Linked DNA regions of Homo sapiens: regions 1, 2, 3 and 5 are each linked to region 4. A link is a loop called in an ENCODE intact Hi-C map of the cell type or tissue named here. Cell type or tissue: K562. All regions are shown on one strand. Each heading gives the region's core, and the rest is flanking DNA. Links, peaks and the distances in the headings are about the cores only.

Region 1 (6,093 bases), core at 706-5,705, 270 kb before region 4:
ACCCAGGGTGCTCTGCAACCTTTTGCTCACAGAAGTGGAGGTGCTGAAGGTGCTTACTCTAAACTGAAAAAGGGATATTCTCTGAACTTTCCTCACTCTTTCCCATCCCCAAACTCGCAGACTGTGATAAGCCATAGTTCCACTATTAGACGGTAATCCCCTGCATGGCAAGATCTTTGTATTTCATGGTATTTCCAGAAACTCAAATTGAATCCAACATAGAATAGGCTCTCAGCAAAGGAGTATTAACGATGATATTAGATTTCTCTAGATAGATAAAGATTTCTCAACCCTGGCACTTTTAGCATTTGGGGGCAGATAATTTTTCTTTTTGGGGAGTTGTCCTATGTAAGATGTTTAGTAGCATCCCTGGCCTTGACTATGAGATGCCGGACCCACCACCAGTTGTGACAACCAAAAATGCTTCCCAACATTGCTGAATGACCATTGGTAGCAAAATCAACCTTGGTTGAGAATCACTGCTTTAGAGGAAGAAATGAACTAACATATCTGAGCCTGGGCTATGTGCTGGATGCTTTATTGATGTGATCTCAGTTTGATCTTCACAATAACCCTGTGAGGTAGGTATTACCATGTACAGCTGAACAGACTGAGGCACAGATTATGTAACTGGTTCAAGAACTCTCAGCTTAGATGTAGCAGAGCTAGATTCTGAAGTAGGCCTGTCAGATTCCTATGCTGACAGGAGGCAGAAATAACAACGGAAACAAGATCTGTACAGGCATTCGTGGGTGTTCTACAACTGTTGTTCACATAATCATCATTCTCATGTCTTTTTCAGTTTACTAAAAGGTTGAAGTCTGAATGTATATTTTAAGCACCGATTTCTATTTTTTCTCCGTAGGACTATTAAATGCAGTATTCATAATTTCACTGTAAATTTTCTCCAGTGTCACTTCAGAAATGTATTAAAAGTCAGATATATTTTCACATGGAATGACTACTGGGCTCCCCCTGGTGTTAGCTTTGATTATATTTGACTTTAAAGGAGCTCATGTGTGACCGCATTTCAAATTAATGAGAGCTTTCTCTAAGAGGCAGTTTAAAAAATTCAGCTGGCTCTCATTGATTGCATTATAAAATTGTTTTATTCAGATTTTGCAAATATTATATTTAAGGGCCTAATGTAACTTAAGTTTTATAATGTTACAAAACAACTAATTTGAATTTGTTGTTCAAATTATTTTTTATGGACCCAAAGAGACATTTGAGAATATGGGAGTAACTGGCAAAAACAAACATATACAGTCATGAGCCACATAACAATGTTTTGCTCAATGCCAGACCACATATATAACGGTGGTCCCATATATTATAACACTATATATTTACTGTACCTTTTCTATGTTTAGATATTCAAATACTTACTATTATGTTACAGTTACCCACAGTGTTCACCACAGTAACATGCTGTACAGAAACCCAGGAGAAATAGGCTATACCCTATAGCCTAGGTGTGTAGCAGGCTCTACCATCTAAGTATGTGTAAGTACACTCTGATGTTAATACAACGAAATCGGCTAATGATAAATTTCTTAGAATGTGTATCCCTGTTGATAAGCAATGTATGATAGATGTGTGTGTGTATATATATATACACACACACACATATATATGTATGATAGATGTGTGTGTATATATATATATGGAAATGTTCAGTCTCACTTTGATGAAAAGAAGTGCAAACCAAAATAATGTGGTAATGCTGTACTCTACCAACTAAACAAATTTTTCTTTAAATAACACCAAATTATGTGAGGGCAAAATAAAATTGAAACAGTCATGCTTTGCTACTGGCCTTCTGGTGCAATAATCTGGAATAGTAACAATATGCAGAAAAAGGCATAAAATCTTGTGTATTCTTTGACCTAATCATCCCATATCTAGGAATGGTTTAAACAAATACTTCAGAAGGAGTTAAAGCTATTTTTGCATAGATGTTCATTACAGCATTGATTGCAATAATAAAATATTGGAAACAGCCTAAGTAGTTAACAGTGATCAGCTTGGCCTGGCCTGGTGGCTCATGCCTGTAATCCCAGCACTTTAGGAGGCTGAGGCAGGTGAATCATCACGTGCCTGTAATTTCAGCTACTCGCGAGGCTGAGGCAGGAGAATCATTTGAACCTGGGAGGCAGAGGTTGCAGTGAGGGGGATGTTGTGCCACTAGACTCCAGCCTGGGTGACAGAGTGAGACTCCGTCTCGAAAAAAGAAAAAAAAATTCCCCCCAAAATATCCCAAACAATGAAAGATGGTATATTTAACTAAATTATGGTACAACCACTTTAGTATAGTTGCAGTTAAGGTGGGCTTTAGAGTCAGACTATCTGGGTTGAAATGCTGGCTCCAGTGCTAGTTCTGTTGCTCCAAAGAAGTTGAATCTCTTCATTGGTAAGGTGGGTATAATAGTAGTACCTAGCTATAGGATTGTTTTGAGGATTAAACAAGATCAAGTGCATAACACATTTAGAAAAAAATGTGTGGTACAAAGTGCTCAGTATATGTCTTGATGCAGCTATTGAAATTGAGAATTTAAAAATAAGAATTATAAAATTACATAACCACTTAAAAATCTAATGTTATGATATATTTCAAAAAACATGATATTGAAAGAGAAAAATGTTCTCTATAAGCATAAAGGTTGGTGGAAAAAATACAAAAATAAGAATAAATATGTCAAAATGGGAAATGATTGATGACCTTTCCACTCTCAATTTTCTATTTTACTATTATCACTTAAATACTAAAAAGTAAGCAGCTGGAACTCAGAAAAAAGTGTTTTAATTTATGTATTCAACCAGTCATTAATTGGTGTCTTCTGTGTTTTAGGCACTGCAAAATTTGGCTCAACAATTAAAACATTCTCATAAAAAGCTTTATAGTTTTATAAATATACAAAGCTTTGTATTTTAGTAGAAGAGACAGGCATAAACATTAACACCTTTAACTAGAATGTGCAACAAGGTCACCAGAAGGACATCTAAATGACTCTAAGATGGGAGGGGGGGAATCGTCAAGGAAAGCTTCACAAATGATGTAATGTATAAACGTATCCTTGAAGGACGCATAGAAACTAATTAAACGAAGAACGGCAAGAACATTCTAGAAAAGTTACACAACTCATAAAGACACAGGTGAATTAAAGTGCAATGGGTTCAAGGAACTGCAAGTAGATTGGTTATGACCACAGCATAGGAGAGTGTGGTAAGAGCCTGGTGAGACAGCTAGGGGGAGCAGTTGAGAGATGTTAATCGGAGAAATGGCAAAGGGAGAGAAGTCCTTATGTATGTAAGACTTGATGATGGGGGGTATGTGGGTGGTGAGTAAGAATAAGGAACTTCGGCTCCAGGAGGACAGGATCTCATCTGATGTGTACAGCACTGTTTCTCCAATGCTGGAAATATCTATCAAAGAGACACTGCAGGAGAAAGAAAACACCGTATGCATGTAGATGTTTGTTTCAGCATTATTTATAATAGTAAAACGATTAGAACTGTGCCTGATACTTCGTAAACTCTCAATATCATAAATCTATGACTCTAAAGTTTAGGGAAGAGGCCGGGCGCGGTGGCTCATGCCTGTAATCCCAGCACTTTGGGAGACCGAGGTGGGCGGATCACCTGAGGTCAGGGTTGGAGATCAGCCTCACCAACACATAGTGAAACCCTGTCTCTACTAAAAATACAAAAGCTAGGCGTAGTGGCACAAGCCTATAGTCCCAGCTACTTGGGAAGCTGAGGCAAGAGAATCGCGTGAATCCAGGAGGCGGAAATTGCAGTGAGCCAAGATAGTGTGGCTGCAATCCAGCCTGGGCGACAGAGAGAAACTCCGTCTCTCAAAAAAAAATATAATAATATTTTTTAAAAAAATAAAGTTTAGGGTAGAGGACTCAGGTTTCTTTGGGACACTTAAGCATATAGATGACAATTAATAACATACATTTTAGAGACAGATAGAAACAGAGGCATACTGGTAGACTGACAGAGACACAGTAAGAGGTTTATGGTTTTGCTATTAAACTCATGAATTATGCTTTAGTGTGTTTTTAACATTCCAATATGTGGTAGGGGTGATTACCTTTTTCCAAGACAGACATATTAAAATATACACTATAATTGTGAATGTATTCTTTGTCATACATTTCTGCTGTTTGTTTTCTATAAAGCTGTGTTTTGGGGTGTTAACACAATGAGAAATAGTGTATCTACCTATATTTTCCGCTTTTAATTTTCAAATTACTTTTTCATTAAATATTATCTCTGCCATTAATTTTGCAAAATAATTTTTTTGGGGGACAGTTTTGTCTGGAATGTAATTTTTCCACTCCTTTTCTTCTAAATGTTCTTCTGTGCCAATAAATTTTAGGTATTTTATAACCAAGGTATAGCTGTGTTTTACTCCTAGTCAAATACTGTCTTTTAAATGGCAAATTTAATCGGTTAAACTTCATTTTGATATTTGGACTCATTTCTAATGTTTGACTTTGCATTCTAATTTGTCATGCCAGTCCTTTCTGATTTCCTGCTTTCCACTGGACTATTTTTTTTTTTTGCTATTACCTTCTTTCTAGTCTACATTAATTTTATTATTTTAGTGGTTACATTTAATATCATAAAATATAAACCTGACTTAAGAAAATATAACAATCAGTATGTCTGTCCTCCTTATAAACAGTACAAGGACATCAACATGCTTTAATTTGTTTCAGCCCCTTTCATCTTCTGTAACTACTCTCCAGTGTTTTTGGTTTTTTTTTTTAATATTCTAGTATTATTGTAGGTTTTTTTTTTTTTACAACTAGTGTATTTATTTAGATAGATTTATACTTTTACCTCTTCCTTTGGCAATATTATTGCTTATTGCATCTCAGTCTTTCTTCTGAGTTCAGTCTTTTTATTTCAGTACATTCTTTAGCATTAATTCTTCTAGTATGAATCTGAGTGGCAAAACTTTCCAATCTTTGTCCAAAAATTATTTCACCCTTACACAAAAAAGAGTTCATCTGAGCACAGAATTTTAAATTGAAAGGTATTTTGCTTTAGAACTTAGAAGGTGTTATTCTATCGTTCCATGACTTCTGTGATTTCTGATGAGAAATCCATAACATTGTAGTGGAGGAAGCAAAACTTTACTTCTACCCTCAGGATATTTTGGTTGGGTTTGAGAATTAAATTGACATGAGAGGTCAACAGGAGAAAAGCATATAAATTTATTGAATGGAAGTTTTACGTGGCACAGGAGTAGGAAATGAAGACCCGAAGACAAAGAATGGAATGCTTATGTGAAGAATCTGACAAAGTGAAGTAAGTTGTGAAAATGTGACAGCAAAGGGGCTTGGGTTAGAGTAATTAATTAGGTGGAGAAGTGACTAGAGAGGTAAGGGTTGGTGTAACAAGGTTTATTTGTACAGATTTTCCTTGGCCTTAATTTTCTGTCCTTGATGAGAATGATACTTTCCTTCTGGTATAGGGAGGGCATCTTTCATCTCCTGCTTTTAAGAAACAAAAGGAAGGTCAGAGTGTATGTGCATCTGCTGTTTTTCAAGTGTCTATCTCCAAATAGTCAATATGTCAGAGTGACATATTTTGAAATGGTGTGTTCTGAATTCCTTCAACGTGATTTATCATAAAAAGTAAAAGGAGGCTGAGCATGGTGGCTCATGCCTGTAATCCCAGCACTTTGGAAGGCCGAGTCGGGCGGATCACCTGAGGTCAGGAGTTCGAGACCAGCCTGCTGAACATGGCAAAACGCTGACTCTACTAACAATACAAAAAAAAAAAAAAAATTCGCTGGGTGTGGTGGCAGGCGCCTGTAATCCCAGCTACTCAGGAGGCTGAGGCAGGAGAATCGCTTGAAGCCGGGAGGCGGAGGTTGCAGTGAGCTGAGATGGTGCCATTGCACTCCAGCCTGGGTGATAAGAACAAAACTCCGTCCCTGCCCTCCCCACCCAAAAAAAAAAAAAAGTAAAGGGAAAAAAGTGGCATATATTTGTCTCAGTTGCTGCTGAAGTTTTATTGTTAATAGCCAATATTTATTTTTAATTAACAACTTTTAGCAATTTTGGAATTACA
Region 2 (6,093 bases), core at 397-5,396, 100 kb before region 4:
GCTTGCCACATTTTTACATATTTAGCCAGGAAGGAGACAATGAATCCAAATGTTAGACAGTTTGTCTTAATCAGTTTGGGCTGCCATGAAAAATTACTATAGGCTTAAAAAATAGAAATGTATTTCTCACAGTTCCAGAGGCTGAGAAATCCAAGATCAAGGCACCAGGAGATCCACTGTCTGCTGAGGACCCACCTCCTGACTTGCAAATGGCCGTCTTCTCCCTGTATCCCCACATGGCAGAGAGCAGAAAAAGAGAGAGAAAGCAAGCTCTCTCTTGTTTTATAAGGATGCTAATCCCATTCATGAGCTCTCCATTATCATGGCCTATTTACCTCCCAAAAGCCTCACCTCCTAATTCTATCACAATTGAGGTTGAGGTTTCAATATCTGAATTAGGAGAGAACAAACATTCAGTCCATAGCACAGTTTATGCAAAACTGTTTTGCATAATAGCAAAAACAGTTTTTTTGCAAATAGCAAAAACAAAATCAACATGATGTTACATCCCTGTTTGACTAGTTCCAAAAGAAGACATGAAACTGGAAGGGCCAAATGACAAATGACACAAGAGGTGGGCTGTTCTGTCATTGAGGAGCCAACTCCACACTACAGCCATGCAATTTTATAGCCTGCGTCTACCCAAAGGGCACATGTAGAAAGTCCTATGCCTCACTGGAACCAGAGAAGTGATAGATGAGAAACTACCTCACAGCAGCTTCCCACAATAGAAGTAACTTCCATCTAGTTGGGGAGGCTGATGATAAGTGGCCTTGTGACAATTCCTCACAAAACTGCCTCTTCACATATAAATATAATATAATTATAATTATAATATGATATATTACAGGGAATTCTGCCATACAGGGGATTCTGGGAGGATCACAGGGCATTCTACCATAATGGATCAGAGTGCAACTGAGTCTTGCCTGTGTGGCCTATGTGCAGATCTGCAAAGTTGCCAGGGTGCCATAGAAGAGCCACTGTCCTCCACAAATCATATGATTATTTTACTCTGTTTGTTTCAGTAATTAAACCTCTTCTCTAAATACATTATATAATAGTCTGAAGTGATGATTTAAAATAGTGATAATAGTAGACTTGAATTTCTCAGATATAATACACATTTTTCTTTGATATATATTTCTGCCATGTTACTAACAGGCTTTAATTAAAAATAAGTATAAAATATTAGCATCTACCTACCCATTTAGCAACTAGTAGATGCATATGGTTCTTTTCTCCTTTAATTTGTGTCATGAATTCCATTTATAGTTTTTATCATTAGCAACAATAGAAGCCATAATAATGGAAAAATATCCTGAAAATGCTGTGGCAAAACATTTTTCAATCTAGAATTCTATGCACTGCTAAACTACAACTATAGGATGGAGTAAAATAAAGACATATAGACAAAGACTGAAAAATTTTACAACTCACAGAAAGACACTTAAGTTAATGTATAGTAAAAGAAAATATTTTCACCATTTGGATTTCAGAAATCTAAAAGTTTTATAACACACTGTTAGAACATAAGGAAATGAGCAATGAAATAAATTATTGATAGATGTGTAATTTGTTGCAGCCGTCTGTGAAGAGCAATTTAGAAGTGTCCATTAATATTTAAACACAGATACTTTTGACCCGCAAATTCAACCAAGAGATTTTCACCTGTAGTTACACTTGCACTGGTGTGGGCTGAAGTATATGCAAGAATATTCATTGCTACATTGTTAATAGCAAAGAAAGAAATCAATAATATAAAACATATAGCATTTAATATGGTGAACACCCTGTTAAGAGTGCTTTACATATGTTAACTCATTTATTAACTCTCCCAACAATCCTCTGAGGCCAGAACAATTATCATCCCACATGACAGATGAGGAAACTGAGGAGCAAAGCTGTTAAATAATGTGGCAGGCACTGTTATGTGTCTTTTACCTCTTGTGGAAAAGACAGTCTTATATGTTGACAAACCCATTTTTCTTTTCCTGAGCTACTGGACTGCTCATTCCCATCATCCTTTGAAGTCACCTTCTATGCCTCCACTGAACAGCCTGCATTAGATGGTGATGCCAGTAGGAAATAAACATTTGCTTTCTTAAACCTCTGAGATTTTGTACAGTTTACTTGTTAACACTGTAAAGTCTAGCTTACTCTGACTCATTCAGAAATTGGTACCAGAGGTGGAGTACTACCTTAACAAAAAACTAAAATAATTCTCCTGTCATTGCTCCATGAAAAAATCATGGGGGCAGTGAAGATAATGCAGTATGAACTGTATTTCAGTGAGGATGGGGCACAAACTGGATGCAGACAAGTAACAGCCAATTAGTTTTCAAGGGTAATGTGGCATGTTTCACTTCTTTGTTGTCTGGGCCAAACTCCATTTTAAGATCCCTACTTCTTTATTCACCTGTATGTACTTTAAAAAGAGCTCTAAAAGCAAAAAACTCAGTTTTCAAGCCTCCTTGCAACTAATGTGGTCTTGATGCACATTTCTGGCCAGGAACACATAAGGATTTTCTGATTTGAGAGTTGATGTGAACTCTGGATATGCACCCAATGATTATGAAACAAAAAAATGAGGAGGGAAGTCAAAAGACTTGGCATAGGTGTATTAGCCTAGAGGTGACAGATAAACTGAAAATCTCAGTGGCTTACAAAAATAAAGATGTATATCTTGTTCACACTACATTCATTGAGATTGGCTGTAGCCCTTCTCCATGTCATCTTCCTGTCAAGATCTAGGTCAGTAAGGTGGATTCTATGTGGAAGATGGGTGGTTGCATTATGGAGAGAAAATAAATAATTTGGTGAGCCATGAACTGATGGTAAAAGTTTATTGTGGATGTGACTCATGTGACTTCTATTCACATTTTATTGACCAAAGTAAGTCATATAGATATGCCTGATGCCAATTGCCTAGGAAAGTATCACCATCCCAGAAGGAAGGGCAGAGATATTTGTAATTAAAAATACAATTCATCACAATCCAAACTTCTGATCACAAATATTCAGTTCATGCTCCTTTCCACACACAAAATATATTCAATGGGTGCCCCTCTCCCACTCCAAGAAAGAAAACCCAAAAGTCCTATCCAGTCACAGCATCAGCACTGAAGTGCAGGATCTCATGACAATCTCTGCGTAAGTCTGGATTTGGGTCCTTTTGTTCTGAAACCAATAAAATGACGTCTGCCCCACCTCTACTCTACCGCACAACCGCATGTACAACAGTGGAACAGGAATAGGATAGCTACAAAAATAGGAAACAGAAAATACTCACTTGTTGGAGGAAATTATGAAATCATCCAGGGCAGATATTGTAAAGTTTTTCTACACTGGATGTGTACTGACTGATTCCTTGCTTAGTCCATAGTTCTTCACCCTCAGAACAGCTCGTTGTTTTCCATGGCCTTTGGCTCCACCTTCTGGGGAATCTTTTCTTTTCCATTATTCCTTTTGGCCACATTTGAAGAGGACATTGGATATGCCCCTCCTTAGGAACTGAGCATCTTTCACTGTCCATCTTCTGCCAAAAAAATTGAAAATAAATAAAATTTAAAAATTGGTATACCAGGGTAAACCAATATATTTTTTGAGTCCTGAAGTTATGGTCTCCTTTAGTCCAGACTGATTTGTACAACTCTCAAGGCCCTTTACATTGCCTTGCTTACAACCAACTTTGCATGCTAACTTTACTTGCCACCCCTCCCTTCCCAATTAATTTGAAGATGTGCTCTTCTCTCTTCAAATCTTTCTCTCGACTTAATTTTGGGCACTTCAAGCCTATCAGATTCCCATGGGAAAGCCATGTTCTTTGTCTCATTTTTCTGAGCCATTTTATTGAATCAAAAGTATTTACTAGATACTATCTTAATTCAGAGGTTTGAACAACAAACATGAACAACCTCATTGTTTTGACTTTAGTTCTTGTCATGAGAATGACTTTTAACAAGTTTTTTGTTTCTTAAGTCATTTCTCAATTGAGATGAAGTTTTTTTCTTCCAAACCTAAAAGTCTAGATATTCTGAAACTGGCCAATTATTTTTGGGCCTCCTATATTTTTGGAGAACTTTGTCAAATGCAACCAATAGTAACAAAGGCACACTACTAACAGCCAATATCTCAACCACTTCACCCAAAGCAAGAAGCTCATTAGATATATTATCAGCTTTCCAAGTTGCTTTGGGCAAAAGTTTAATGTATTTCAAAGGTTATGCTTCTAGCCTCCAAAATTTTTTTTCCTTTGCCTCCTGATAAGTCCTGAAACCAACACTACACGCATTTTGGACTTTTGTTTGTTCGTTTGTTTCTCTTGTGGTAGCATTTGACTTCCAGTACTAATTTTTTTTAAACCAGTCAGAACAGGGTAGGTTATGCTGCAGTAGCAAATAATCCCCCAAATCTCAATAGTTTACAAGAACCTCCTTCATTCTACATATGCAATGGACAGCTGTTGCTCTGTTCCACATCATCTTCACAATAGCACTGGATTGATAGGACAGCTTCCATCTAGAACATAATAAGTCTCATGACAGAAAAGAGAGAGCATTGAAAAAGTTTTTGACTGGAAATGACACATCATTTTGGCTCAAATTACAGTAGTCAAATTAAACCACATAAACAATTTTGATATTAATGAAGAAGGGAAATATAATCCTTCCTCAAGAGAGGGGAAGAAAATATCTGTGTACAAATCATTGGTGGATCAAAAAGTAGAGCGAGCTTCGATCCTTGTTGTCATCATTATATCACTGCCTTACTTTTGAGCTGTCTAAACCAGTGTTTCCAGTTCATGAGTTCAGCTATTCTAATTTACTACTTAACTCACATGTTAAGGTTTTGGTTTTCTTCAGTGACAGTAATTATCAGGTTTCTTTACACATCTCATGCATAACTGTTTGGTCTATTCCTATTCACTCTTTTTGCTATTATAGTCATCATTTCTATTATTTCTTCTTGTGTTCACTTATCTGAAAATATGAGGATGGCTATTTGAATTTCCTTAACTCATGGTAGATTGTTTCCACATTTGCTTTATAATTTCTGATGGTGAGAACATAGTAAATGGAAATTTACTTGAGGGTGCTCTAATGGCTAGGAATTTAGCGATTAACACTTTTGAGATGATTTCTGTTTGTTTCTGCTAAGTATCACCAAACTAACTATTTTTGTGTTCATTTCATGGCTTTCCAGGTCATGTACATATTGTACATTTGAATCCTAAAACAAAGCAAGTACAAACTGGTATTTATGCACTCTCAACATGGGCTAACAGAGAAAACCTATCTTGTCTCCCAGTCCCAATAAACATATGTTTTCTAGTTTACCTGCCACTGCAGCTATGGCTTTTTGTGCATCCTGGCTTTATGCAGAGTGACAAGGGGGAAAAGAGACTCATTGAGGAAATTTTAACTGTAATGTCAAATAAAGAAGGACATTAGATTGGTACATGTAACTAGAAAAAAATATGTTTTATTCTCTTGAGTTGTTGGCATGATGTTTTTTAAAGTAGGGTGATACATGATGGACATTGTGTGATAAGAGTTGGTTTTGACTTGACAATGTAGCTGAATGTAATTCAGGATAGGAAATATAATAGTCAGTTACCTCTATTTCTATTGTGTAGGATGACCTTGGAAGTAGCAGTCATGACCAATTTTAGAAAAATTATAAGATAATAATAAAAAAGACTTGAAGGGAAAGAAGCCATCTTTCTGCCCTCAAATAGATTCATAGCAGCAAAGGCAAATATAGGAGAAGTGGGCCAATGAAGATGAAGTCAGGAATGCTTTGATGTGCCTCCAATCTCCTCTTCAGTAAGACTAGCCATGCCTATCTTTAACCATTGTCTTAGTCCCTTTCATGCTGCTATAACAAAATATCACAGACTGTATAATTTATGAATAAAAGAAATTTATTTATCACAGTTCTGGAGGCTGGAAGTCCAAGATGAATGTGCTGGCAGGATTGGTGTCTGGTGAAGGCCAGGTCTCTGCTTCCAAGATAGTGCTTTGTTGCTGCATTCTCCAAAGGGAAAAAACACTGTCCTTACGTGGAAGGGCAAGAGGGCCAAACTCACTC
Region 3 (6,093 bases), core at 671-5,670, 49 kb before region 4:
GTACTACTCATGCCTGATGAAGTATTACCAAACATACCCCTGGGCCAATAAACAAAGCAGGAGCAAATGTGTTTGTGTGTGTATAACTTTCTACACAAAATACAGAAAAAAGTGATTCAATGTTCAGCATAAATAAAATTTTGTGTTTTAGTATTGTTTTATTTCAAAGTACATCTTGGTGAGAATGCATTATTTTGAACTGGATAAAAGCCCCCCACTACTGAATCCCAGGTCTCTCTATGAAGCCTGAATAGAGGCACTGTAACTCTAATGGCCAAAGGGCTGGCCTGGAAATTCTCCCTTCAGCTGCAAAAAGAGAAAAAGAATAATCCAAGCAAACAAACAAAACAAAGAAATGAGCAAACCACTACAACACAAAACCCTTGGGATGAGATGAGTACTAGACTGGGAAAGTGATAGCTCTGGTATTCATGTGTGTGTGTGTGTGTGTGTGTGTGTGTGTGAGAGAGAGAGAGAGAGAGAGAGCACATGAGAGCACACACAAGACCCTATAGAGGAACCAAGTAGCTTATCTTCTTCCTTGGATTCCTCTATCTCATAGCCTAGAAGACATGGGGTGATCCTAGCCCCTGGTAGTGTAGGACAAGGTAGAGTGGGACTGTGGTTTTAAAATACTTTTTAGACCGGGTGTGGTGGCTCATCAACACTTTCGGAGGCGGAGGTGGGTGGATCACCTGAGGTCAGGAGTTTGAGACAAGCTTGACCAACATGCTGAAACCCCGTCTCTACTAAAAATATAAAAATTAGCTGGGCATGGTGGCAGGCACCTGTAATCTCAGCTACTCAGGAGTCTGAGGCAAGAGAATCGCTTAAACACAGGAGGCAGAGTTTGCAGTGAGCCAACATCATGCCATTGCACTCCAGCCTGGGTGACAAGGGTGAAACTCTGACTCAAAGTTAATTAGTTAATTAAAATAAAATACTTTTTTATTTGGGGCTGGGTGCAGTGGCTCATGCCTATAATTCTAGCACTTTGGGAGGCCAAAGTGGGAGGATCACTTGGGGGCAGGAGTTTGAGACTAGCCTGGGTGACATAGCAACATGCCATCTCTACAAAAATTTAAAAAATAAAAATTAGCTGAGTGCAGTGGTGCACACCTGAAGTACCAGCTACTCATGAGCCTGAGGTAGGGGGAATTACTGGAGCCCAGGAAGTTGAGGCTGCAGTGAGCAATGATTGGGCCACTGAGCTACAGCCTGGTGACAGAATAAGATGCTGTCTCTAAAAACAAAAAACAAACAAAAAAAACCCAAAAACCTTCTTATTTTAAAATGATTTCAAACATATAGAAAAATCAGAAAAACAGTACAAAGAACACTCATATACTTTTTACCTAGATTGTTAATATTATACATTTGCTTTTTCTCTACCTATCCATTTATTTATATGTCTTTATATCTCTTTATATATATATATACTTACTGAAACATTTGAAAGTTGCAGATAATCATCTTCCTATATTACTCAATACTTTATCTTTAAATTCAAATTCAAATTTTACCAGCTGTCCCAATCATGTCTCTGACAACACTTTTTCCCCTCAATCCAGGATCACAAATTGCATTTGGTTGCTATCTCTTTAGTCTCTATTAACCTGGAACAGTTTCCTGGCCTTTCTTTATCTTTCATGATATGAAATGACAATGAATTTTTAAAGGTTAGGTGTTTTGTAGATTAGTTCAGTTTTAAAACTTCACAACAAAGTGCCAAAGATGTCTTGGCAGCAGTGCTCAAAACAGGTTGGAGATGCATAGGAGCCACAGAGAAGGGTCTGGTTCAAAGGCCAGTGGTCGTCTCATTACAGCACTGCTCCATCAGGTCTAGGTCTGGAGACTTGGTAGCACGTCTATGGCCCCAAAGTGTGTAGAGAATGTTGAGAATTGCCTAGGGTGGCAGACTTAGAGGAAGAAAGGTTGGTATGAGGCCTGTCTAAAATTGAATTTGGCTATAGAGTTATGGAAGGGTTTTAGGCCATGTCTGGGTGGAATCAGATTCAGTCAGCAAGTAAGGGGTCTTTGGGAGGTGAGCTTAGGCTGTCTGGGCCCCTTCGAGGAGGGCAGATTTTATGGGGAAGGGCTCTCCTAGAAGAACCTAGTTTAGGATGAGCAAATCACGCAGGTTCATTCTCCACTTTACCCTAGCACTTCCTAGGCTCAGTGGTGGTTTTGAACTTTTCCCATCCCTGCAATTACTCCATAAAGGGAATGTGCAAGGAAGAGGGGAGGAAAGAGATGTGAGTTCTGCCAGAGGCTTCACTGTTTCATTCCCAGATTTATTTGAAACCAACCCTCCTCCTGTACTTCATGCTCTCCAAGCTCATGGTCCTGGAACTTCACATTTACATAATACGGAATTTTTTTTATTACCCTTGATCTTTATGCATGCAATCTTTCTGAACACCCTGGACCCCCTCCTTCTCTTGGTGACCTTTTCCTTCTCCAAAACATGGTTCACCAGTTATTACCTCTGCAGCAGTGGTCCTTCCAGGAGTTGCTTGCTGCTTTGTTCTTCTCTCAGCCTCAACACTTTTTCTTATCTTGTTACAGCATTTAGAATGTAATGTTTTGTTTTGTTTTTAAAACACATCTTGGCTTTCTGGAAACTTATATAGAAAATAATTTTTTTTCCCTCAATAGATATATGGCTAGGGTCCAGCCTAATGTCTGCCATAGAGAAGCCTAATGTCCAGCCTAATGTCAATAAATGTTTATTGTGGGCATAAAGGAATACATTTTAAAATAATGGAGTGTTTAGGTAAAATTAGGATTATTAGCTTGAGTCATTTAAAATCATCCACAAGAACCAGATCAAATGTACATGTCTTTAATACTGGTGAAAGAAGTAGTTACGCTGTCTTAAAGGCAAAACGATATGGACATAGCCACCAGAAATACAAGAGTGCCATCTCTTGGTAAACCTGTTAGCAGACAGAGAAGACACTGAGAAGCCATGTAAAATATACTTGATAATGTGTCTCTTATGTAGGTTATGTAAAATGTGGAAGAAAGATGGAAACAAAATTGAGAGACGTGGTTATGGCATTTTCCAGGAAAATTGGAAAATATTTTCTCCTAATAATTCATGCAAAATGTAATGATATTTTTTAATGCAGAAGAAAACAGTGTAACAAAAAGCATTATAATTATGGCAAATTGTTGAATGCTTTCTCCACCCCTGCCCTTTCCACTCAGAGTAGGAATGAAATAAGGATGTCAGTTATCACACTTTATGTTCAATATTATATGGGAGATGCTAGCCAGTGTACTGTGGAAAGAAAAATAAATGTTAATGTTAGATGTTAATGGTGTAAATATTTCAATTGAAAGGCAAAGATTGTTAGAATCGACTTAAAAATGCAAGAACCAAACACGTTGGCTAGAAGAGAAACATCTTAAATATAAAAACACAGATAACTTGAGAATAAACATATTAAAATATATACACTATGCAAACAGAAAGCATAAAAAGACTAAAATGGCTATAATAATAACAGCTAAAATAGAGTTTAAGACAGAGAGTGTTACCAGAGACAGAGTGATATTTTGTATTGTTAAAGGAGTCAGTTGCCAGCCTGGCCAACATAGAAAAACCCCATCTCTACTAAAAATACAAAAATTAGCCAGTCATGGTGGTATGTGCCTGTAATCCCAGCTACTCGGGAGGCTGAGGCATGGGAATTGCTTGAACCCAGGAGGCGGAGGTTGCAGTGAGCCAAGATCACACCACCGCATTCTACCCTGGGTGACAGAGTGAGACTCTGTCTCAAAAAAATAAAATAAAATAAAAATGCCGAGGTGGGCGGATCACCTGAGGTCAGAGGTTCGAGACCAGCCTGGCCAACGTGGTGAAACTCTGTCTCTAATAAAAATACAAAATTAGTTTGGCATGCTGGCACATGCCTGTAATCCCAGCTACTTGGAGGCTGAGTCAGGAGACTCGCTTGAACCCAGGAGGTGGAGGTTGCAGTGAACCAAGATTGTGCCACTGTACTCCAGCCTGGGCAACAGAGTGAGACTCCATTTCAGAAAAAACAAAAACAATGACAATAGAAAAGTGTCATTTCATCAAGAAAACATAATAATCATAAATGTATGATTCTAACAACAGAGTTTCAAAATACATAACGAAGTTTTAAAATACATAGCAAAATGTCATAACAGAGTTTCAAAATACATAAAGTAAAAATGGAAAAGAAAAGACAAAATAGACAATTCTACAATCACATTTGGAGAGTTTAACACCCTTTTTTTGGTAATGATGCAATAACTAGACAAAATATCAGTAAAGACACAGAAGATCTGAACAATCCTATCTATTATCTTGAGCTAATTGATTTATAGAACATTATACACAATATCTGCATGCACATTTTGCTCAAGTACACATGATATATACATCATGATAGATCATATTCTTTTTTTCTTTTATTTTTAGTTGACATATAATAACTGTACATATATACGGGATAAAGAGTGATATTTTTATATGTGTACACAATGTGTAATAATCAAATCAGAGTAATTAGTATATCCATCACCTTAAACATTTATCATTTATTTTGTTGTGAGTATTCAAAATTCTTTTCTAGCTTTTTGAAAATATACAATAAATGAGAGTTAACCATATGCACCCTACAATGGTGCAGAACACCGGAACTCATTTCTACAATCTAGCTGTAATTTTGTCACCATTAACCAACCTCTCCCTATCCTCCCCTCCTTGCTACCCTTCCCAGCTTCCGGTACCCACAGTTCTGTTCTCTAAATCCATGAGCTAAAAATTTTTCTCTACTTTCACATATGAGTGATAACATGTAGTATTTATCTTTCCAATCCTAGCTTATCTTACTTAACATAATGTTCTCCAGTTTCATCTACGTTGCCACAAATGACAAGATTGCATTCTTCTCATGGCCAAATAGTATTTCATTGTGTATATATGCCACATTTTCTATCCATTTGTCTGTTAATGAACATTTAGGGTTGACTCTATATATCAGCTCTTGTGAAGAGTGACGCAATAAACATGGGGATGTAGGTGTCTCTTTGTATACTGATTTCCTTCCCTTTGGATAAATAGCCAGTAGCAGATTTTCAGCCTCATCTGGTAGATCTATTTTTAGGTTTCTGAGAAACCTCTGTTGTCAGTAGGCTGGTTCAGATTCTTGAATTCCCTGCACAAAAGAATTTGAAAGCCAGTCCAAAGTAAAAGTAGGCAAAGGAGTTTATTGCAAGGTGAAAGTACACGCTGATAGCAGAGTCAGGGTCGGCTACTTCAGCACCAATTGACACTGAAGAAACTCCCGTTATGGGAGTCCTACGTGATTATCCATGAGGGGGTGGGAATGGGCATTGTTGTTAAATATGTTTTGGGTGGTCTCTTGAATGTGCATGCAATATTGCCATACACGCTAGTACATACATCACATGTATTATTAGCATTTTAATTCTCTACCCAAGGGTGTGTTTCTTACTATTAAAATGAGTATATGTCAACCTGAGAACACAGCTTGTGGGTTTCTGCACTTGCACGAACTTAGGGATTTTCCCTCCTGCTCTTCTACCTCCTTGACTGAGGATATTCTAACCACTAGCCCCAGATGCAGTTTGTGTAATGTCAAGAGATTTGTTCTCTCCATCAATTTGACAAGTTTCTTGTTTCCTTTCAAGGGAGGCTGTGACCACCCTATGTAACCTACCTCACTTCCATACTATTTTGCATAATGGCTATGCTAATTGACATTTCCACCAGTGGGACATAAGAGTCCCCTCTTCTGTACATCCTCACCAGCATTTGTTATTTTTTGTTTTTTTGACAATAGCCATTCTAACTGGGGTGAGATGATACCTTATTGTGGTTTTGATTTGCATTTCCCTGATGATTAGTTATTTATATGGTTTGGCTGTGTCCCTACCCAAATCTCATCTTGAATTGTAACTCCCACAATTCCCATGTGTCCTGGGAGGAACCCAGTGGGAGGTGACTGAATTATGGGCCGGGTCTTTCCTATGCTGTTCTTATGATAGTGAATGAGTCTCACGAGATCTGATGGTTTTAAAAACGGGAGTTTC
Region 4 (6,093 bases), core at 483-5,482:
AAAGTATTAATTTGGCAATCTCATATCACGAGAGTACTCTAAAGCTAAATAAATTACAGTTTTTCAAATTTTGAATTAATTGATCTTTGCTATTGTTAGCAAGGTCTTGTATTCTTTTTTTTTTTTTTTTTTTTTTTTAATAGAGACGGGTCTTGCTACAGTGCCCAGGCTGGTCTCGAACTCCAGGCCTAAAATGATCCTCCTGCCTTGGCCTTCCAAAGTACTGGGATTACAGGCATAAGTCACCACGCTCAGCCATCTGGTATTCTTTAGCAACTGTTTGGTAACTTAATCTTTCACTTTTTGAAAACAAAAAATAGTTTTTTTCTCATAGTTTTCTAACAAAATCTTCATAACTGAAATAATTTCTCTTTATCACCTCTTCTTATAAATATGGTTTTCTTTTTTTAAATAAAAATTTAAGACATTTTATAACTGGCCAAATTTACTAGCTTAGATACTATTAGATAGTCAATATTTTTTGTTGGATATTTGATTTTTATTTCAGGCAACTAATATCTATTCATTTTTGCACTGTTGGAAGAAAATTACTGATCAAATTCACTATGTATTTGCAGAAAATGGCTTTCAATATTGTCTACTTTATCATCCTTTTTTTTTTTTTCTTTCTTCCTTTTTAGATACAGGGTCTCACTATGTTGCCCAGGCTGGTCTCCAACTTCTGGGCTCAAACAATCCTCCCTCCTTGGCCTTCCAAAGGGTTGGATATGTTTTATCTACAGTTTTGTTGTTTTGTTCTGCTACAGGATATTTGCAATTGCCATTTATCATGAAATTCATGACATACCTTCTTCCACTCTCCTTTTTATCTTTATTGTTCTGGTTATAGGACTAGCTTTGCATCTCTACTCAATTCTGTATCAGTAGTATGCTTTCATTTTAAATTTTAAGTTTGTCCATATGTATATTGACACAGGGTCTTGCTCTGTTGCCCAGACTGGAGTGCAGTGGCAAGATCAGGGCTCACTGCAGCCTTGACTGCCTAGGCTCAAGTCATCCTCCCACCTCAGCCTCCAGAATGGCTGGGACTACAGGCACGCACCACCACACATGGCTCATTTTTTTGTATTGAGACAGGGTTTCTCCATGTTGCCCAGGCTGGTCTTGAACTACTGGGCTCAAGCAATCCTCCCACCTTAGCCTCCCAAAGTGTTGGGATTACAGGCTTGAGCCACCATGCCTCGCTTCTACACTTATTTTTAATTCTAAAATAATTTATAATAATAAATATTAACAATTAGATTTAATTACTGATAAATATTAAATGTTAAATAGGTTTTATTAAATAATTAAATAAAAATGAAAATAATCAGTATTTCAATTTAATTACTAATTATAATTCACAGTTATCCTTGTAACTCCTAATGTCTATATAAAAGATTTTTATATTTTTTAATTCTTAAAATTTTATTATTTATTTCACACCAGGCCATCACTGTGATACATTTTTTAAAACACATTAAATTATCACCAGAAAAGTGCTGTGATGGAAAATATAAATTGAAATACCTTTTCTGGTTAGGAGAGTAATTCTGTTTTTCTGATAGAGAATAGAAGAGTCCTTCAGGCCCCTCCAAACTGTCATATTCCGGGCATCGGGTGTCCCCATCCTCACTTCAGTCCACAGGCAGGGTCCTCAGTCTTCAGCGCTCCTTCTCTTTCCCCTTTGTCTTGTGTCTCCTTGGGTCTCTTTTCTCCAAGACCTAAACTCCCTGAGGACAGGACTATTTTTTACATCTTGATGTCACTCCTGAGCACTTGCTTTAATGTGTTGGACACTGGGTCCATTAAAGATTGTATGTGAAATTATAAAAGAAACGTTTTCACCTTTCTGTGGTACAGCTATAATTTCTGGTTTCATTTACCAACTGGGTGAAAGTGGACCAGTGACACCATTTGTCTGGGCCTTCCTTTCCTGAAATATAATATTGGGGCAATAGTCCCTGGTTCTTGTAAGGTGTTCAGGCACAAAACGCTAGGCATGTAACATACTAAATGAGGTTTTCCCAGTTAATTTATATGATTGCAAAGGACGTTCATATACACGGTCTGCTAAAGAATTCTGGGGCCAATTAATCTCTGTGGCATGATGGGTAAGTCGATCCCTTCTCTGGGCGTCTATTACTTCAGAAAAGGCATGAACTCAATTTTAGGGACCACACAAAAAAATTTATTCACTATCGTGTAGGACTTGGTCATTAGAGAGCTTTTGTTTCTTTTTTTTAAAATTTTTTTTAATTTTTATTTTCGTGTATGTGAATTTAATGGAGAGCTTTTAAATAACCAGATATTTAAATAACCAGATAATACAGATGCCCGGCCTGCTCCAGACAAATTAGAAAAGTATGTAGGTGAGGAGGGACCAGCCAGAAGGCGGTTTCAGCTCTGGAGTGACACTGAACGTACTTCTCTTCCAGGGATGTCACGAGGTGTCAATTTCTCTGGCCTTACCCAGGTCCATGCCCGCCCCCAGGGGCCCCAAGAATGACTTCAGCACCCCACCCCCACCTCCCTCTCCAGATGTGGGTCCTGGGAGCGTTCAAGGCCCGTCAGTCACTCGAGCCACCCCTTGGCGGCTGGACCAAATCTTGGGCTGCCGCCTGGATCTGCAGCTGGAAAGCGCCGTGACCACCGGTGTCCCCAGCTGGAGCAGGGCGGGCTGCACGACTCGCGAGGACGCCCTGAACCGCGGCTTCCTCTTTCATAGCCGCAGGACTCGTGGTCAGAAGGCCGACTCCAAGCCTCAGCGGATCCACGAAATGGCCTCTTTGAGGCTGTGGTGAAATTTAAGATACCCTTTCCCTGCCATTGTTACTGACGTACTTCAGCAAACAGGTTAAAGTTCTGAAAGGACGTGGTCACGACTTTATATTTCTTACAGATTTGTGTCTCATGTTTTGTGCGTAAAAACCATTCGTCCTCATTTGAGATTCTCATATCCGTAATTCAGTTATACATAAAACTGAATTCAGTTATATCATAAAATGTTCCCATGCGGGGAATGATTCGTTGGGGTCTCAGCCTGAGGCCAGACGCAGCAGAGAGATCGGGAGTTGGGGGATGGCGGGCGGGGAGCGGAGAGGAGGCCGCCCGCCGCCAGACTCAGGGTCCAGCAGAGCAGCAAATGCTCCCCGGCTCCCAGCCAGGGCGCAGCTGCTGGCCTGGGGCCGCCCCTCACGCCGCAGGAGCCCCGCCCGCAGCGCCGGCCCTGCCCCTGGCCTGTGAGGGCGCCAGCGCCCCCTACAGCTTGCAGTCGCCCTGCGCGCCTCCCCGCGAGGCTTGTTTTCTAGCGCCTCTGGTGGGCCGCCTCCCGCAGGCCTGGTGTGAGCCTGGGGTCCGTTCTCACAGCTGGATCTGGGGTCTGAATGCCGCGCCCTCTGGAGAGCCACAGATGGGTCTCCGCTGATGCTTCTCTCAATTTCCTCTAAGAGCGAGAGCTCCGGGAAAGGAGCCGATCCTGGTGGAAGACTACAGGTCTGAGTCCACTGGACGAAAAACGAGGTGCGTTAAGAGACCGCGGGAGTGGGGAAATGGGGAAGTGAGGGTGGGGACTGGGCAATGGGGGCGGGACGAGAGGTCTGGGGCTGGCGGGGACAGGGCTTAAGAGAGAGCCACCCCTCCTAGCCTTGAAGCTGTACCGAGCTTCCCTGTGATATTTTAAAATGCAAAAGTACAAAAATTGAAGTAATGGAACTATGCGTACGCACCTCCTAGATTTTTAAAGGTTAACGTGTGACTGTGTTTACTTCAGATGTTCCTGAAATAAATGAAAATGACCAGTTAAAATGAAGGAAGAACGCGCTTGCGTCCCTCCTAGAGGTCAAACACTCTTCTGAGGATAGGTTGTATGCTCTCAGCGCCTCTTTTTATTAAAAGTATTAAGAAGTACTTTTCCAAATATTAGATGTAGTGTGTCATATCATTTAAACGATTTTTTTTGTTTAAAATAGTCTTTTAAAAATAATCTTTTTATTTTTAGATTTTTTTGAGACAGAGTCTCGCTGTGTTGCTCAGGCTGGAGTGCAGTGGCGCCATCTCCCCTCACTGCAACCTCTGCCTCCCAGGTTCAAGTGATTCTCCTGCCTCAGACTCCCAAGTAGCTGGGATTAAAAGCGTGAGCCACCACACCCTACCAATTTTTGTATTTTAGTAGAGATGGGGTTTCACTATGTTGTCCAGGCTGGTCTCGAAATCATGACCTCCACTAATCCACCTACCTCGGCCTCCCAGAGTGCTGAGATTACAGGCATAAGCCACCGTGCCTGGCCACTTTAATCATTTTTGTTTTTGCATCTAGTCTAAGAAATTCTGCACTAAAATTCTGCACTATTTTCTTCTAAAATTTTAAAACATTTTCTATCTGTGTCTTTGTTAGATGTAGAAACTTTTGTGTATGATATGGGGTATAGCTATAATTTTATTTTTATTCCATATGAAAGCCAGTTTCTCAGCCCAGGTAATTGAATAGACCATCCTTTCTCCACCAACTCTTAAGGCTACTTCTGCTCTATTGTGTTCATAGTAGTTTCTAGGCTTTCTGTTTTGTTGTACTGATTTCTTCACCTATTTTTGCATCAAGGCTCTCCTCTTGGGGAAATAAAACAATCCTGCCAACCAAAGACCCCTCTGGATCCTCAAACACGCCATCAGCATGGAAGGCCGCTATGGCATAGCGAGAGATAAATAGGATTCAGGCAGTGCTGTCCTTACATCGCAATCATTCAGGTAGTTAGCAGGAGCATCAATCAGTACAGATATCCAGAGCTGATGGTCTTATTTGTATGAATGCCCAGTGCATATGGGATTGGAGGGGAGGGCTTGGAGTGGGATGAGGGGCTAGTGGGATCCAGAAAGGGGCTAGTCTTCAGGTCTTCCCTGGAGAGTATGTAATCTCTTATAACTAAGTGTTGATTTTTGTTTTGTTTGTACCTTCTTTAGATATTGAAGTATTCGCTAAGGCTTAACATGTAATATATTTAAATCTTCATATGAATACGTTTATCTGATAGATTTTGGTGAGACATAAACTATGAAACAAACAGAAAGATGGAACATGAGAAAGGGTCAAGGGTGGCCTTGGTTAGGGATGGCAGCTTTTACAACTATGAGCTAAGATAAAATTTAGAAGGTTTTCTTTTTATTTTAATTAATCATACCACTATTTTTCTCCTTTAATTTCCATATATAATGAGTTGATTGTAGTATTTTTATTGTGCTTAACTATTTTAAGATAATAGTTGTCTCTCCTCATTTTAGCAAATAATATATTTAATGAAAAATCAACTTTATTGAGGAATAATTTATACACAGTAAAATACACCTGTATTAATTATACAATTTGATGCGTTTTATATACCCAAACAGTTACTACTGTAATCAAGTTACAGAACACTTCCGTCAACCTAGATAGTTTCCATTTGTAGTATCACCTGTGCCGCCTCTTCCATCCTCTTGGCCCCAGGCAGCCACTGATGTACTTTCCATAATTACAGCTTAGTTTTCCCATTCCTAAAATTTCATATGAATGGAATTTATATCATATGTATTTTTTATTTTCCTTCACATTTTTGAGATTCATCCATTTTGTGTATATATCAGTAGTTTATTCCCTTTTATTGCTTTATAATATTCCAAGATATAGATATATTGCAATTTTTTTTTTTTTTGAGATGGAGTTTCCATCTTGTTGCCCAGGCTGAAGTGCAATGGCATGGTCTTGGCTCACTGCAACCTCCGCCTCTTCGGTTCAAGTGATTCTCTTGCCTCAGCCTTCCGAGTAGCTGGGATTACAGGCGCCCGTGACCATGCCCAGCTAATTTTTTAGTAGAGATGGGGTTTCACCATGTTGGATGGGCTGGTCTCAAACTCCTGATCTCAGGTGATCCGTACATCTTGGCCTCCCAAAGTTCTGGGATTACAGGCATGAACCACTGCGTCTGGCCGATATATTACAATTTATTTACCCATTCACCTGTTGATGGACACGTGGGTTGTTTCCAGTTTATAGCATTGTGAAACAAAGCCAGTATGAACATTTGTACATGTCATAGTATGGACATGTGTTCATTTATC
Region 5 (6,093 bases), core at 490-5,489, 200 kb before region 4:
AACTTAGGGGTACATCTTCATGACCTTTGACTTGGCATTGATTACTTCTATATGACAACAAAGCCACAAGCAATAAAAGAAAAAATAGATAAATTAGACTTCATAAAAATCAAAAACTTTGCTTCAAACTTTGCATCAAAGGACATTAACAAGAAAGTAAAAAAAGACAACCTATAAAACGGGAGAAACAATTTGCAAATCACATATCTGATTCTTATCAGTCTAGTATTTAGAATATCCAATACACTCTTATAACCCAACATCAAAAGACAAATAATTAAAATGTGGGCAAACACACTGAATATATATATTTCTGTAAAAAAACAGAAGAATAGCCAATAAGCACATGAGAAGATGTTCAACATAATTACTTATTAGAGAAAAGCAAATCAAAACCATAATGAGATGCCACTTCACATTCACTGAGATGGCTACTGAAAAAAAAAGAAACATAACAAGTGTTGATGAGGATATGGAGAATTGGAATTCTACATTGCTGGTGAGAATGTAAAATAGTCTGATGCTGTGGAGAAGAGTTTGGCAGTCCCTCAAAACGTTAAACCTAGAATTACCACATGACCAGCAACTCCACTTGTAGGTATATACCCCACAAAATTGAAACATATCTTCACATAAAAACTTGTACACACAAATGCACATAGTGGTCTATTCACAGCAGCCAAAAGGTGTAAACAACTCAAATGCTCCTCAGTGGATTAATGTATAAACAAAATGTAGCATAGCCATACAGTCGAATACTACTGGGCCACAAAAAAAGAAGGAAGTATTGCTACGTGCTACGACATGAGTGAACTTTGAAAACATGTCAAGTGAAACAGGTCAGTCACAGACATATTATGTAATTTCATTTACATGAAATGTACAGAATAGGCAAATCAATATAGACAAATTATATCAATGGTTGCTTAGAGCCTAGTCTGTGTTTGGGTGGGCCCATGGGTCAGCTGTTGGCTTTCCTGAGGAATCTGGGAGTGAGGGGCTCTGATTTTCCACCCGAGGAACAAGGCAGAAAGACACTGACCACTGCATTTGAAGTGGACAAGACCTCTCCATTTTGTTGGACCAGAGGCTACATGCGTGTTTCCCATGGATTAGATGCAGGTCACAGAGGACTGATAGCCAGGCCCAAGGGACCACCTAGAAGGGAGAAGGGATATCCACAAAGGGAGATTTGTGTGGAGTGGATCTGTGATGCCAAGGAGATGGGCAGCTGGAAAAACCAAGTGCATTTCCTGCCTTGTCAGCCTCTTATGCATGAAGAAAAGGGTCTGCTTTCAACACCTACTGGCCCAGGGAGCATGTGGGCAACTGACAATGGGGCCAAACAAGCCAGAAATTTCCATGCCTGCTTCCCCTCCTTTCTCTCCTGGTCACACCTCAGGAGGGGTCAGAGGTGGGGTCAGCATCCTAGCGGATGAGGAGAAAAGCCAGACAGAAGAAAGTGCTCACACCCCTCTCCCTGAAGGAGAAGGTCCGCCTGCAGCTTTGTCCCAGCTGGAGACACAGGGAAGGAGTCTTGTATGTGTATGACATTTGACTAGCTAAATTCCATATTTAAATAAATATTTTCAGTTATCTAACTGGGAATGTATGCTTGCTATTTAAAGTGACCACAGTACTTTTTACTACCTAAGAGGGCTTAACAAGGAAATAAATAAATAAATAAATAAATAAATAAATAAGAGTGTGGGGTATAGTGGGGGTGGGATAACCTAGATTTAAAATTCTTTCTTCACTGAGCAGGTTTGAAGGGAAAAGGTAAACCCTTTGCATCCTCACTTAATTTTCTGAATTTGTTCAAAAGTTATTGGAGGCCAGGTGCAGTGGCTCACATCTGAAATTCCAGCACTTTAGGAGGCCAAGGTGGACGCATCACTTGAGCCCAGGAGTCAAGACCAGCCTGGGAAACATAGCTAAACCCCATCTCTACTTTAAAAAAAAAAAAAGTTATTGGGATAGGGTAGGGAAATAATAAGCAAGGTAGGCTGCCTCACTGCAGGGCCAGATTAAGAACAATGATGCCCTAAACGCAGACCAACCATGTTGCCACCTTGAAACCATCCCTATAAACTTTACAAAATTAATCAGAGAAGAAGGGAGGGGGAGAAATGAAAATAACCAAGCTTGCAGCACATCCAGCACTAATCATGAAGTCAGCTTATTCTCTCCTGCTTTCTCATAGTTGTTTGTTGCCTGCTGCCTCAAAATCACGTAGACCTTGTCAAAAGATTACAGTTTCCCTTAGCTGCTCTGCAGATAACAACTTAAGCATTGTGAAACGTTAAGTTTTCTATTTGAGTTATTCTTTCAGGTCCTGCCTATCTGTGAAACTACTGTGTCAGTTGGTCTACAGGACCCCACAGTGAGCTGGCTCACCAAAGAATACATCCTGATGGCTTCATCCCCCTTACCCTGACCACTCAGTAACCTCAGTTTTCTAGCCCTTGCCCTCCAAGACTCCCTTAAAAATCCCAGCACAAGAGTCCTTGGGGGAAAAGGAGTTTCCTCTGGAAATGGAGATCCCTCTGAGGATTCGCCCAGTCTTCTTGCTTGGTCACCCTGTATTCATTAAATTCTTTCTCTGCTGCAAAACCTATGTGCTGAGTGCATTAGTTTGTTACTGAGTAGTGGGAATATGAATCTGGTGGTTCTGTAACACCCTTGGCCCTTCCATTTCTTAACATAAAGAGCTTAAGTGTTCCTTAAACAAATCAGCTGACGAGTTAAATGCTAGCCAGACACAGCCAGCTTTCAGGGAGGCAAAAACCCTCAGAGCATGAGACAGAAACAAATGTTATATCTGATATCACCTTCAAATCAAACTTTTAAACTTTAGTCACTCACCATGCCAAAGAGCACATTTGAAAAAATTTTAGATTAAATCTAAACAGCAAATAAAGACAATTACAAAAAATGTTACTAACATCATATGACCAGTGAAAGACTTAAGGGCATGACAGCTGGGGGAAAGCTCTGTGGTGCCCTCTTTTCTTGGTGCCCTAAACACAAGCTTATTTTGCTTAATGGCTAACCTGGGGATGCTCCAGCAGGACACGGTGTGGGGAGCCACAGTGGCCCAGTGAGAGGTGTTAGAGCCTGTGCAGGGCGAGGATTGTGTTCATGCAGGAGGACAGCCTGGCATAGGATGCTGAAGCCTGACCAGGTGCAGAGGGTGTCTGAGCTGGGTGACAGCCTCGCCCACTGAAGTGGGTTGAGGAAAGCTTCTAGGCAAAGTTGTGCAACTTAGCAAAGATGTCCGTGTCCAAGAGATGAGGAAGGTCCAGGAGGTGTGGCCTGTGTCAGGGAATCAGAGCATGGGCAGGAAAGGAGAGCATCCACAAGGGGGCATCAGAGTGAGGGGTGTAGGCCTGGGAAAAGAATGAGAAGGATGTCTGGAAATGGGATGATGGTGGCACACAAGGGGATTGACAAAGTAAATACAAACATTAATCCTAATAGGAGCTCACTGCTGGAAAAGAAAGTTAAAAATATGGAAAAGTAGAAAACTTGAAGAAACTTTGTATTGGACTGGAATGGATGGAAGTACTGGTGTAAATTCATGGATATGAATAGAAAGATAGGTAGGTAGGTAGGTAGGTAGGTAGATAGATATGTATGTATACACATATAGTCCCTAACTTTGTCTACCTAGCAAACCTGAGGGCAGAGGCCCCAGAAGCCATGAACACATCTACCACTGAGATCTTGGTTTCTAAATACAATTCTCAAACATTAAGAGGAACCAGAGCTTATTAGAGTGAGGACTGATTTCAGGGCTTGGTCAGGGAAAAACTCAAGATGACTCTGGAATTTTGTTTTGTGCCACAAAGTAAGAAAGTGCTCAAAGAATGATGAAGAACCTCCAACTGGCCAAAATTGAGACAAATTGAGCATCAAAGTAAACAAAAATAGTAATATATTATAAATCACTAAATAAAACAAAATTATGAGCTTTACTAAAATAAATAAGTGAATAAATTGAAAGTCTGATGTAGGATGAAATATTTACATAGTTCCAAAGTATGTAAATATTTACATAGTTCCAAAGTATGTAAATATTTACATAGTTCCAAATTAACAAACTACCTGTTGATTTCAATGGGAGAAGGAGTAACTTTGCAGAGGCAAAACCTGATAGGCCCCACCTTAATCAAATGAAGAGCCAGAAATGGTACATATCAGCATCATATGACTCCGGTATAATGACCTGAGAAGAACACAGGGACATCTTTGTGGTATCCCTAACCTGAATTTAATCATGTGAAAACATCAAAGAAACCCACACTGGGGAACTTCTACAAAATAACTAGCCTGCACTCTCTAATCATGTCATCAAAGTCAAGGAAAGACTAAGAACAATTCTAGAGTTAAAGAAACTAAAGAGACATGGCAACTAAATGCAACATGAAATTCTGAAGTGAATCTTTTGGCCGAAAAGAATATCACTGATACAATTGATGAAATGTGAATGAGGTCCCAGAATTACATGGTAGAAATGTATCAGCATTAGTTACCTGATGTTGACGGTTGTTTTGTGGTTAAGTAGAAAAATGTCCTTGTTTGCAGGATACCCTAAAGTGTGTGAGTGGTGTGGAGATGATGGTGAGGGCATCATGCTAGCAACTTACCCTCAAATGGTTAAGGAAAAAAAGCTCTTTGTACTACTCTTAAAAACTTTCCTGTACCTTGAGATTTTTTTCAAGTTAAACAAATAGGGAAGGTAGGAGATAAAAAATAGAATTGCATTTTGATTACATCCCTTAAGTCATCTTTGTTCAACTCAATGGTTATAATGTTAACAATACTCCATCCGGGTATTTGGTAAACATCTGATTTAATACCCCAATAGATTAATGAAGCCCAGATCCATGGGTCTGGAAGACGGTGGAGAAGCTCTTACCCCTATTTATGTTCCGTCCACAACATTATTCACTCGAAGAATTCAGTCCCAGGAAAGTTTTGCTTCCCTCAAAGCAATGTTGTTGATATATTTTTATTAGACAAAGAGCTTCTATTTTATTTTTTAATTGCATTTTCTATTTTATTTTTGATACTAAGAAGTTCAGAACTAAATATGATGCTCCATTGCCCCTTCAAACTAATCCCAAGTTCCTTGTAATATTAACTTTCTTTGATCTAAAAAGTTTTAATATCAGGAATGGAAGTCTGATTTTAATATTAAAAGTATATTTTATTAATAAATCACAACAAAGAAAAATATGCAATCATCTGAATAGAAGCTACAAACACATTTAACAAAACTCAATTTCTATTCTTGGTTTTTGATTTTCAATCTAAAAAAGAACAAAAAGACAATTCATTGACATAATTAAATGCCTATTTTAAATTAACAGCCAATTTATTGTTTAAGAATATGCCTAGAGGCTGTGCAATTAAAGCCATAAAGAATAAAGGAATCCCAATATTAGCCCATTATTATTGTTATTATTTGCAAATGATGAGGATCATCTACCCGAAAACACAAGAATCTATTATTCAAAACGAAACCAACAAGATAGCTTAGCAATAGTTTTTTCAGTTAAAAAATTAAATATATTCAAATGATATCTTTCCAATATTCCTGAAAATACAATGAATAAAAATCAGATTCAGAAAATATAAGATAACAACCTTAAGTTTTGTAAGAAATGCATAGGAAATGCAGGAAGCAAACTAATACTTGACTGAGGAAAACCTGAAGCCAAGTTCAGCAATGGAAGTCTTATCATGTTCTTATATCAGTATTATTGAGTACTATTGATATTGAATATTGACATTGAGTACTGTTATAACTACCAATTTCTCCCCATTGGATTTATTGCAATTCAGTGCAACTCTAAAAACACTGCTACAGGTCTTTTTAAATAAGGTCCACTGATTATAAACTTTCCTGGAAGAATAAACAGCTGATACTAGAAAATAATATTTTCAAAAGTGAAAATGATGTTTTTTTTGACCTGCCTGATATTTACAAATATTAAAATTTAGACCACTGAATATGTTGTAAAATAGGTCTAGTAATAGATATTAAACTAAAACTAAATATTAAGCCCAGAAATAGACATAAATATA

The links. Hi-C counts contacts between places; a loop is a spot of excess contacts. Peaks named below come from ENCODE experiments on the same cell type or tissue, not always from the same donor. Only the 100,000 strongest peaks of a DNase experiment are listed, where the experiment ranks them.
Region 1: it touches region 4 in a loop (4-fold over the local background); 33 of 110 quality-filtered maps call a loop at or near these places.
Region 2: it touches region 4 in a loop (2.7-fold over the local background); 12 of 110 quality-filtered maps call a loop at or near these places.
Region 3: a loop joins it to region 4, with 2.7 times the contacts of the local background. A loop is called at or near these places in 6 of 110 quality-filtered maps.
Region 5: it touches region 4 in a loop (10-fold over the local background); 42 of 110 quality-filtered maps call a loop at or near these places.

What each region holds. Positions count from the first base shown.
Region 1 is chr6:25,717,366-25,723,458 of GRCh38, forward strand. No RefSeq gene overlaps it. Among named protein-coding and RNA genes, the nearest start is that of H2AC1, 6.2 kb to the right of the region's middle. In K562, for the core only: CTCF peaks have their summits at 976 (motif pointing left) and 3,243; DNase peaks (open chromatin) are centred at 976 and 3,246; H3K27me3 peaks cover 186 bases.
Region 2 is chr6:25,887,214-25,893,306 of GRCh38, forward strand. No RefSeq gene overlaps it. Among named protein-coding and RNA genes, the nearest start is that of SLC17A3, 16 kb to the left of the region's middle. In K562, for the core only: a CTCF peak has its summit at 3,440 (motif pointing left); a DNase peak (open chromatin) is centred at 3,448.
Region 3 is chr6:25,939,813-25,945,905 of GRCh38, forward strand. No RefSeq gene overlaps it. Among named protein-coding and RNA genes, the nearest start is that of SLC17A2, 12 kb to the left of the region's middle. RefSeq lists an enhancer at 5,798-5,857. In K562, for the core only: a CTCF peak has its summit at 2,925 (motif pointing left); a DNase peak (open chromatin) is centred at 2,929.
Region 4 is chr6:25,989,397-25,995,489 of GRCh38, forward strand. TRIM38 (tripartite motif containing 38) reads left to right here. Exons shown (of 8, transcript NM_006355.5): 8 at 1-1,835. It overlaps LINC02980 (long intergenic non-protein coding RNA 2980), which reads left to right and starts at 3,271. Exons shown (of 3, transcript NR_186645.1): 1 at 3,271-3,522. RefSeq lists a silencer at 3,080-3,389 and an enhancer at 3,380-3,589. In K562, for the core only: CTCF peaks have their summits at 3,282 (motif pointing left) and 4,015; DNase peaks (open chromatin) are centred at 2,575, 3,235 and 3,585; H3K4me3 peaks cover 1,951 bases.
Region 5 is chr6:25,785,373-25,791,465 of GRCh38, forward strand. All of the region lies in intron 12 of SLC17A1 (solute carrier family 17 member 1), which reads right to left. Among named protein-coding and RNA genes, the nearest start is that of SLC17A4, 34 kb to the left of the region's middle. In K562, for the core only: a CTCF peak has its summit at 3,368 (motif pointing right); a DNase peak (open chromatin) is centred at 3,359.